Regions from separate parts of the Mus musculus genome. Here region 2 is linked to region 1. The links are chromatin loops, found by intact Hi-C in ENCODE. Cell type or tissue: heart. All regions are shown on one strand. Links, peaks and the distances in the headings refer to the core of each region. The heading gives the core; the rest is flanking DNA. Region 1 has its middle 18 kb from the start of 2310069B03Rik. Region 2 overlaps Hk2 (hexokinase 2).

What was found. Peaks named below come from ENCODE experiments on the same cell type or tissue, not always from the same donor. Only the 100,000 strongest peaks of a DNase experiment are listed, where the experiment ranks them.
Region 2: a loop joins it to region 1, with 5 times the contacts of the local background. A loop is called at or near these places in 4 of 42 quality-filtered maps.

The regions. Positions count from the first base shown.
Region 1 is chr6:82,861,588-82,866,959 of GRCm38, forward strand. No RefSeq gene overlaps it. Among named protein-coding and RNA genes, the nearest start is that of 2310069B03Rik, 18 kb to the right of the region's middle. In heart, for the core only: a CTCF peak has its summit at 2,147 (motif pointing left); DNase peaks (open chromatin) are centred at 1,044 and 2,054; H3K27ac peaks cover 2,036 bases.
Region 2 is chr6:82,769,072-82,774,443 of GRCm38, forward strand. Hk2 (hexokinase 2) reads right to left here. Exons shown (of 18, transcript NM_013820.3): 1 at 4,847-5,372. The coding sequence starts at 4,909. Among named protein-coding and RNA genes, the nearest start is that of Hk2, 2.7 kb to the right of the region's middle. In heart, for the core only: a CTCF peak has its summit at 3,013; DNase peaks (open chromatin) are centred at 2,140, 3,880 and 4,530; H3K4me3 peaks cover 3,210 bases; H3K27ac peaks cover 4,780 bases.

The DNA of each region.
Region 1 (5,372 bases), core at 242-5,241:
TTCTGCAGTCTTCCAGAATATTGCCATCAGCTGAGGACCAAGGGCTCAAATACATAGACGCTTCATACTCCAAATAGAACTTTGAAACCAGTAAGTGCTTAGAATAGACCAAACACCACTTAGCGTATGCAACCCTCTTTTCACAGTGAAGTGGGTCCCATGATTATTTCCACTCTTCAGATATAGACGTTGAGGGTTGTAGAAGTTTATTTATTTGTTACTGACAGAGAAAGATGAGTGGGGAGAGAAGTCGTCTTAAAGAGTGAGAAAGACTTTAAAATAATGCTGGAAACATCTTTATTTTAAATACTTATTTATTTTGATTATATATATATGTTCCTATGTGTTGGCATATGCATGGGTGTGGGAGCTTGTGAAGGTCAGAGGCACTGGCTCCCCTGCACCTGGGCTTACAGGCCACACAATGTGTGAGCGCTAGAAACCAAACTTGGATCTTCTGCAAGAACAGCAAGTGCTCTTAACCACCCAGCCATTTCTCCAGCCCCTGGAAAGACCTTTTAAAAAGCAAATGGATTATCAGTGGACTGAGAGGAAAGGCATGCCCAGTGAGCAGAGATCAGGTTACATCAAGGCCCAGAAACAGGAAATGAGCTGGAGAGCTCAGTGGGATTAGCCTGGGAGAATCAGAGGGAAGGAATTGGGCAGTGGTGTGTCATCCTGGACTTTGAAAAGCAGAATCACATGACCAGATCTGTTCGATGAGCTAATGATTTCATCGTGTCTTTTAAAATCAAAGCTTGCCATTAATTATGGCTCCAGTCCTGTCTTCATCCTGTCATCACCCCCATCAAGATCCCCATTTTATGCTGCGGTGTAATGTGGTTTTGCTACTTAAATCCTTAGCCGGGAACAGCATCTACCTACCTACCTACAGGTGCACACACAAGTATAGACGTCTGGGAGAGGCAGGCCAGAGGTGGGAGCAGCGGGGACCTCAGAAACAGGCAGAATAAGCAAACAGGTCACAGCAGCCAGGGGAGAGACAGAGGAGGGAGCAGCTGGTCCGAGTGTCACATGTCCCTAGAGGTTAAATTGGATGAGGACTAAAAAAAGACCCAGGGATTGAGTGACGAGAAGGTCACCATGTAGGTGTCAGCTAAAGGAGCGCAGGCAGAAAGGGCAGACTCATAGTCCAGCAGTCTGCAAAGGGAAAGGGCAAGTGTGGGGTGAGCCAAAGGGGGAGGCGTTCACGGCACTCTCTCTCTGGTGGGCAGGTGGGGGGATTGTTGTTTGTGTATGTACAGAGTCTCCTGTAGCCCAGGCTGGCCTTGATCTGATCCTACCCTCCCGTGTATGTGTTGTGGATCCTGTAGCAGCAGCTGACCTTTAACTCCTAATCTTCCTGCCTCCGCCTCCCAAATGCTGGTTCGCGTTGCAGTGTATTATTTGTAGGGGTGGGTGGGGGTGGAGGCAGGGCCTGTGAACGTAGGTGGAAAGAGACGCTTCTGTCCAGGGAAAGCATTCAGGGACCTACGAACCTGGATACGGGCTTTAGCCTCCGATATGAGGAGAAAGCAAGAGTCTACATGCTGGGGTTTCCCTGGGTATGGCTAAGAGATGGGAGTGCGCAACCACGAATCTGAGAAATGGGTTTAATATCCTTCCCTCTGCTCCAAATATTGGAAAGGCCACTGACCCAGCCACAGAATCCTGACCCTTTATCCCCCTTTGTGCATCGGTGAGGCCTTCTCTTCTCAGGGATTTGATTTTCCTGCCTGAGGAGCCTGGTGGGGTGAGGCACGCTGGTGGGTAGGATGGCAGAGGAGGGCAAGCCAGGGCTTGGTAATGCAGACTTCCACATGCTGACTCCAGCTTCTCATAAGAGCTGGGCTCCCTCCCATTAATGGAACAGTTCCTGTCCCACCTGTTTTCTGATCACACTGCCAGGCGCGTTCCAAAGATGAACTCAAAGGGAGCACATATCCCAGAGGAGGCTGGAAGGAAAAAAAAAAATGTAGCACATGGGTTGGGAGAGGCCGGTGGCAGCCACAAGCACATAGGTCATGTTGCCTGTCCTCACTGTTACACAATCACAAGGACTGCAGTGAGTCACAGCAGCAGCAGACAGAGCTCCCCAGAACCTCTGCCTGCCCCAGGAGCCCAACACAGCCCTCTGCTGCCATGGCCTGGCACAGGCGGGCTGCCTGCCTGTAAACTCAAAGCTAACCACTTCCTCTGGAAGGGAATCCCGGCCCCCCAAAATACTTCTCTGAGACAGCAGCAGTATCAACAGTCTGCACAGCAGCGTCCGCGTGAGAGATGTGGACTCTCAGCAGCTGTGTGTGGGTTTTGAATGTTCTTTAACAAGCTCATAAATGCATATACTGAATTTTGGTCATTTTGGTCATTTTTACCCCCATTTCTATCCTTCTCCTTCCCACTCAACCCTTCCTACCTTCTAATGACTTCCCCTCCTACTTAAAAAGCAATTATATTTAGTTATTACTTTGTACGTGTGTGTGTGTGTGTGTGTGTTTGTGTGTGTGTGTGAGAGAGAGAGAAAGAGAGAGAGAGAGAATGTCAAGGTCAGAGGATAATTTACAGGAGCCAGTTCTCTCCATTATATAGGTCCTGGGGATTAAAGTCAGTTTACCAGGTTTTCTGGAAATTGCCTTTATCCACTGAGCCATTTCAACACCCCTAGCTTACCTTGGAGAGGGGTGTGTGTGTGCCCCACTATGTTTAAATAAAGTTGTTTATGTGAGCATGAGAGGAAGAAGAAAATCCCAGCATTTCAAAACTGGGAGATTTAGGCAAGGCACATTGGCGAATACCTTTAATTCCAGCAGAGGCAGGTCAGGGGGATCTTCATTAGTTCAAGGCCAGCATGAACTACCCAGCAAGTTCATGGCTAGTCAGGGTTACATAGTGGGACTCTGTCTCAATAGGAAAAAAAAAATGTGCTTCAAAGATGAGAGAATCTTTAGAGTTCTTGAACAGATAGGAAGCTGGCAAGGTGGCTTATGCCTGTAATTCCAGCACTTGGTGGGGAGGCTGAGGCAGTAGAACTGCCTGGGGTCTTGGCTTACATAGTAAGTTTCAGGGCAGCCAGGGGAATAGCAGGAGAATTTTTCTTAAAAAAAAAAAAGCCCAAACCAAAGAGGCAAAATCAAAACCAGGTAGGAAACCTCAAGCCCAGCATCCAGTGAGCAACAACTGAAGGCCACACAGTGAAACAGAAACAGAGTTGGGCCAAGCTGTCTTATTTCAGGCCGGAAGCCACTGGCTCCCACTCCACTGGAACCTCACAGCCCTAGCAGAGACTGGAGAACCTGGAAGCAGAAGAAGCCCTGGCCTTGGAGTGAGCCAAGGGATAAAAAGAGCTAACATCTATAATCTAAGCTCTAGAGGTTCCCCAGGGATGACTGAGAAGGAGCAGTTCCTACCCACCTCCACCTCCACCTCCCAGAAATTCCACAGGAGGCATCGATGCAGCTGACAAACCCTGGCCCTTCATGTCCATGGGGGCAGTTCTTCTTAGGACCACATTCTTCCTTCCTGAGGAACCCCAAAGGGTTTTCTCACACTCTCCAAATTCCACTTAGAAGTCGCCTAGCTGAGCCAGGTGTGGTAGCTCTCGCTTTTAGTCCTGAACTAGGTGTAGTAGCTCTCAGGAGGCAGAGGCAGGTGGAATTCTCCTACCTGGAACATTTATAGGGATTGTATATGGGACCAGGTCAGATCCCAAGTCTGTCTGCTCAGATGTGCTTTTCTCATAGACACTCTGGCTCCGTGACACGGGACATGTTATCCAAGTTATCTGAGTCTCCATCACCTTGCACATATGATAAGATAAAAACTATAGGTTGTTGTGAAATCACTCAGATAATCTGTGAAAAGTGCTGAGCGCAGTTGGTGCTTGGTGTAAGATCCTTTCTGGGCCTCTGCCTGATGAGTGCTGACATTCCTGTATGAGAACACTGGAAGGGCCACATCCCATATGGTGCTGACTCTGGATGTAGTCAAAGGTAGAGGACTGCCGTGCTGGCCAGTCTTAGTGTCAACTTGACACAAGCTAGAGTCATCTGAAAGAGGCGACCCACAACTGAGGAAACGCTTCCATAAGAGCCTACTTTAAGGCATTTTCTTAATTACTGGTTGATGTGGGAGGGCCCAGGCCTTTGTGGTTGGTGCCATCCCTGGGCTGGTGGTCCTGGGTTCTACAAGAAAGCAGGCTGAGCAAGCAATGGGGAGCAAGTCAGTAAGCAGCATCCCTCCATGACCTCTGCATCAGCTCCTGCCTCCAGAGTCCTGTTCTGAGTTCCTTCAATAATGGTGTGATGTGAAAGTGTAAACCGAAAAAATTCTTTCTTCTCCAACTTGATTTTTGATCACGGGGTTTCGTCACAGCAATAGAAACCCTAACTAAGACAATTGCTGAAGGGGCAGATCAGATCCCCTCAAAAGTATCCTCCACAAAAGATTAAAAGTCCCTCTTGCTAGCCCAAAAGTCTGGGGGAGGGGTATATATGCATACACACATTTGCCTGCATGTCTAGGCCAGAGGCTAACCTTGGGTACCACTGCCACCATGCTTAACTTCATCTAAGAATTCATCTAAATGGATGATTGTAAGAAAAATATTTTATTCATGTATCTGTTCTCTTTGGACACGTCTAGTTTTTGAGACAAGGCTGATCTCACTATGTAGCCCAGGCTGTTCTCAGGTTCATGGCAATCTTCCTGCTTCAGCTTCCTGAGATATGAGCTACCAAACCTGACTTGTATTTGAATATGTTTAAAGCCTATATTCTAGGAAAGAAGGGCCAGTACGTATTAACAATAATAGAGGCAGTAGATGAACCCTGCAGGTAACAGGAAAGTTGGATCGAGGAGATGGCCTGAAAATAATGGATTAAATCTGCATATTAAGCAATGACACTCACATATCTTCACCCTGTTTGTTTCCAAAAGTGCTGGAAACCAGGTCCAGAGAAGTGAATCAAAGGAGGAGAAACAGCTACAGATCCTACAGCTACTAGCATCTGAAAACGCCTCAGTGCAAAAGTCCCACTGGTGTCCCAGTGTCCTCTAGCAGGTCTGTTGTTGTGATAAAAGATCCTGACCCAAAAAAAAAAAAAAAAGAATGTAGGGGAAGGGGGGTTATTCGGCTTACAATTCCAGGCCACAATGTTATAGCAGAGAAATCACAGCGGCAGTAGCTTGCAGTACCCTCCCATAGCCAAGAGTAGAGAGAAATAAATGTGTTCGTGCTTGCTTGCTTGCACTTAGCTAGATTTCTCCACTTTTACCCAGCCCAGAAAATGATGTCATCCATCACGGGCGGGCCTTCCCATAGCAGTTGATATAATCAAGACAATGCCCCCACAGGTAACCTGATCTGAACAATC
Region 2 (5,372 bases), core at 86-5,085, 93 kb before region 1:
ATAGGCTCCAAGATAAAGTTTCAAGAAAGGAATGTCCAGAGATCTGGAGACAGAAGCACTAAGCAATTATGGCCACCCATAAAATGAGATTCTCTGCTCCTCGGGCCAAAACTCTCGAATCCTAACCAAAGAAGACAAAACCTATTAAAGGCATACAAGGGCTAGGAAGGATGGGGTGGGTCACACCCAGCACTATAATGTCAGAAAACTGATTGTCATGAGTTTGGGATTATTAACCCGGGCTACATAGTGAGTTCCAGCTCAGCCTGGACTGCGTGCAGTATGAGACCATGACGACCACGCGTGTGCACATGTGTGCACGCACACAAGCAAGGGGGACTGGAGATGAAGTTAGGTGATAGAGCACTTGCCTAGGACCCTGAAATTTAACCCTTGGCACCTCAAAAAGTAATAATGAAATGTAAGGGGAGACTAACTACAACACTATGAGTTGGGGCTCCCCAAGGTTAGTAAGAAGAAAAAAGCACTCAATAGCCCACGGTCTGAATATGAGGGGCAAAATACCCTACTGTGGTTCTAGGAGACCCCACCCTACTGAACCAAAAGAATGAGGGCATGACAGCCACCTCTGGTCCCTAAGGGAAGGCCATGAATCCAGGGCAGCCACAGCTTTCATGGTCTGGTGAGCCCACCTCTAAGGTTTTCCCCAGTGGGAAGCCAGCCCCGGGGACAACGCCAGCTCCCAGAGGTGCACACTTCCCACCTGCCCTGGACATCCTCTGCCCTTTCACTCCTGGGAAAGGGAGTTACTGGAAGTCAGCTACTTCAAAGGATGCTTCAACCTGGGGTGCCCCAGCTGACAGTCAAGTCGAGACCTTTGAGTATGACTGTCACTTCCCCCAGAAAGAACACAAGTGAAAGAACGTTTCCTAATTGGCCCAAACTGCCAAGGCTTACTCTGGACTCCATCTTGCAACCTCTCCCAAGAACCACTGCCTCTGTCCCTGGAAAGGTAGCACCAGCTTCCCCCTCCCCCACCCACGCCCCACCCCCACTCATCCCCCCATCCCCCACCCCGGGGGGGGGGGGCCAGCTCGAATGTCTACCTTGGATAGAAAGCTGACAGAAAACTCCCAGAAGGAGAGCACCAATCTTCCCCAGTGGCTCCCTGAAACAAAGGCACCTCCCATAGCTTTCTAGTTGGTTCCTCCACCCCCCACCCCCCCCCCCGTGAGTCTGGTAGGACCTTCTCTGAAAGCTGTGGTCCCACAACCTCAAAAGAGGGGGGTAGGAGAGAAAAAAAGGAAGAAAAGAACGAAGAGGGTGTGGTTGTGCACATCTTTAACCCTAGCACCCAAGAGGCAGAAATATGTGGATCTCTGAGTTCCAGACCAACCTGGTCTACATAGCAGTTTTAGGCAAGCCAGGTATATAATAAAAAGAGGAAGCGGAGCTGGGGCCGCAGCTCAGTTGGTAAAGTCCTTGCCTATCATACACAAAGCCATGAGTTTGATTTCAACACCACATAAAGCAGGTTCCATGTGGGCTAAGGCAGGAGGATCAGACCAAGATTTCAAGGTCATCCTCTATGTATAGAGTTGGAGGCCAGCCTGAGCTATATGTCTCAAACAGGGAAAAGGTAAACAGAATTATTTACTGTGAATATTATTGTAGACTGCAATAGCCCCTCGCTCACAAAATTTTTCTAGCACAAAATGTCTGAAGCTCCAAGGTTGGGAAAACGGTGTGACGCCACCTCTAACCCAGTCCTTGGGACGTGCAGAGCCAGTGAGATAGGAGCACAATGAGGAGGCGTGCAGATGGAGCGGTACACAGAGAAAAGCCAGACTCCATGTTCAGGGCCTGAGAAGTGAAAGTTTCAAATTGCAAGAAAGTTGCAAGAAAAATGAAGCTGGAATGAGGGGGTAGCAGACAGGAGTGTAGAAGAAGGCTCCCGGAATACTCCAGTCTGGGTGAGACTAGAACTTGGGAAACTCTTTGGGTGTCTGCAAGGAGTCCACAGACCAACTGACAGGGTCGTAGCTGTCAGAAGAATGATGATAAAAACGAATTCAGGGCTCTGGTGGCACCGATGCCATTGCTCAAGCCAAGCTGGAAACCGGCTACATGCCTACACCACTGGGTAAAAGTGTTCCCAGCACCGTGAGTGAACACTGCACAGCCCTAATGTTCCCCAGAGGCAGGCAAGCCTGTGAGCTCAAGAACAATTTGTTCTTACCAAGGAGCAAAAGCCATCCATCCGGGTGTTCTTACAAAAATAACCTTAAGTGATCTTGGACAACTTAATCGTGACCTCAGTTCCGTGTCAATACAATAAAGAACACTCAAAACAAACGTGCTTATCTTGGGAAGTTATTTGAATATTCATGAGCTAACCTTGTCTGGAACCTGGAACAGGGCTCTGTTTGCAGCCAGAGCAGGTGCTCTCCATTAAATTACACAATAGCAATGAGCAAAAGCGAGTAGACACTGCACTTGCCCACTAGGATGCCAAGTGAAGCTAGTTGTAGCTGGTTACTATCTATGACTTCCAAGTGCTAAGACAAGAATAAGATAATCTTAGAGGAGTTCCAGAAAAGTCCCAATCAGAAAGCAGGCATGGTGGCCATGCCTTTCCTGCAGAGGCAGAGGAAAGTGCATCTCTGAGTTCAAAGCTACCCTGGTCTACAGGTGAGTGTCCAGCCCGCCAGGGATAATGAAAGGTGGAGGGTGGTAGGCAGATCTCTGTGATCTGGTCTACACTGTCTGGTCTACAACAGCGAGTTACTGAACAAACAGGCGGACTCTGTAGAGGGGCCTTGTCTCAAACCAAAAACAAAATATACCTAGCGTTTCTAAACCAGTTTCATCTTATAATTCTTCCTCAGCACAGAGACACTCCCAATATACTCTGCATCTCTTCTCAAACTTGAGGGGGATCAAACAGCTTTGCACACCTAAGCCAGATCAGGGAGTCTAAACTGGGAATCTAAATCCCTCGTGTGACACCTGGTTTTTTAAGTTACAGGCCTGATTCAATTCTGCCCCTATTGGTAACTTAGAGGAAGTACATCCAAGTGTCCTGGGGTTGGGAGTGTAAAGAAAAACGTAAAGGAACAAAAGGCTCACATCGTGGTGCCCAGTCAGTCACCATAAAATGGGATGGGCACAGTCACCTGCATCTTGTAGGAACAGGCCTCCCAAGAGGCTCTGGGTGGCGAATGAACCACAAGACAGAAGTTAGAACTCACTTTCAGATACTCTGGTTAATTCCCTTTCCATTCCCGGGAACAGACGATTCTACCGCACGTCCCTAGGGGTGTCTACCTGTCGTGCAACCACAGTCCCATCATCGGAGAGAAAGTTCATAAAAAGAATCCAGATGTCCAAGAGGAAAATTCACTCTCCCTAGGACTAGAGAGTCTTCCTCCACTTTGTGTTTTAGGAATTGTCAAGAGTTGGCTGAATCAATAGATAAGCCCAATGGAGCCTGCAAAATCATGCCAGCCTAAAGGCAAATGTCTAAACAAACCGAATTAAAGCGAAGGGCCACGTCCCAAGATATTAGAGAAAAACCAACCGATAAACTCAAATCAGGTACCTCTCTCAAATCTGAGGTTCATCTGCCAGGGCCCTGGATACATCAAAAGCAACCGACCAACCTCTCCCACGCAGTCAGGACCAAGAGAAGAGGGGGGAGGGGGCTGGAACGTGGTCAAGGCACTTTCCCTAAAATTTGTTCCTGTGAGACACTGTAATTTCAAATGTGTAACTGAGCTCTAACACAAACCTCTGGACAGCACCCACCCTCGGCCCCTGCCCCATACTAGACCATTCCCTCTCCTAAATCCTGGACTAGGGTAGGAACCAATCCCGTAATCCTGGGTATTTTAGAAACTCAATTCTCCTGGGAGTTAGAGCGCTCCGGGCCTGGCTCCGGTCCACCCCCACCTCTCTAGCCCGAAGAGGAGAGTGAGGCTCCAAGCAGGGCCGGAGGCGCTTTCTTATGTAAATGGCGCGCCGAGAGAACTGGAGTTTGCCGGGAAGGCAGAGTGAGGTGGGCTCAGGAAGGTCAGAGCGACTAAAGGTTCATTTTCAGAAACCAAGAAAACAAAACAAAAACAAAAAAGAAAAAAAAGAACTCTGGGGATCGTGGGGTGGGAAGATGAGTCCATTCCGTGTAACTTTTAGTTCCAAATCAGAACATACTATCCAAAATCCGCCCTCAACTCGGCGGCCAGACACGGGGACGAGGCGGGGCGGTCCCCAGGAAGGTCTGCTGTGAGGGGGCGCCCCTTTCGAGCCTCAGTTCCGGGCAGTTCAGTTCCGGGGAGGGGGCGCGGCAGGCTAGTCTTTCTGCGCCCTTTCCCGCTCCTTCCTGGGTGGCTCTCTCCCCCACCCCACCCCCGATCCACCCCCAAGGAGCGCCACGAGGAACCGAAGGCCTCTTCAACACATCCTTAAATTCAAGAGGGCCGGGCCCCAGCTGCTACACGCTTCCACCCCGCCTCCTCCCCTAAGCAGGATTCTTCCCCACGTGCTCCTGCCGGAACTCGGGGCTGCAGAAGGGGGCTCCTCCCACGTGGGCGCAGCAGTCTCAGACTACGTGCAGGGCGGCCGTCCCATCAAGAAATTAGGGGCTCTAAGGGTGGGGAGGGTGCGCGCAGGTCCCGGGTAGGTGGGACTATCGATGGTGAGCGGTCGGGCCACGAGGGTGCCTAGCAGACGTGGCTTCTCGCGCGCAGGACTTTCCCAGCTACCCAGACTGGTTCCACGTCTCCAGCCCCGAAGGAGGAGGAAGCAGGTCCTCTGCGTGCTCCAGATTCCGGGAGAGCACGCAACTTGGTCCGAAGCGAGCCAGAAGCTCCCGCCCGTGCCGACTTACCTTCTGCACTTGGTTTTGGTTGAGCTCCGTGAATAAGCAGGCGATCATATGCGAGGCGATCATCTTGTTGCGGCGAGTCGGGGCCAAATAGAGAAACCGAGGCTCGAGCGCTACCGATGGAGCAGGCAGCGCTGTCCGACCGCTTTGAAACCAGGCCCGGGTGTCCGGCTGGGATCGAAGACTCCAGGAGCCACACAAAGAAGCTTAACCACGATGGCTCACCAGCTGAGGGCCTCAAGTTTCCAGAAACAGGGTTTTTTTTTTTCTTTTTTTCAATTTTTTTAATCACAACTACTAGAAGGTACCCTAAGTCTCACTCCTGCCGACCGGTCTAGCTGCTTAGCGTCCCGTCGCTAACTTCACTCACTGGGTCACTAAGGCTCAACTTCGGAAAAAAATGACAGTTCTGTTCCAATCCGGCGATCGCACCTATCAGAGTCACTGGCGTGATGCTCCTGCCCTCGGATCTCCAAAGCAGAACAACTCCGGGTAGCCTGTGGTGTCCTGAGACTCCAGCACTGGAGTT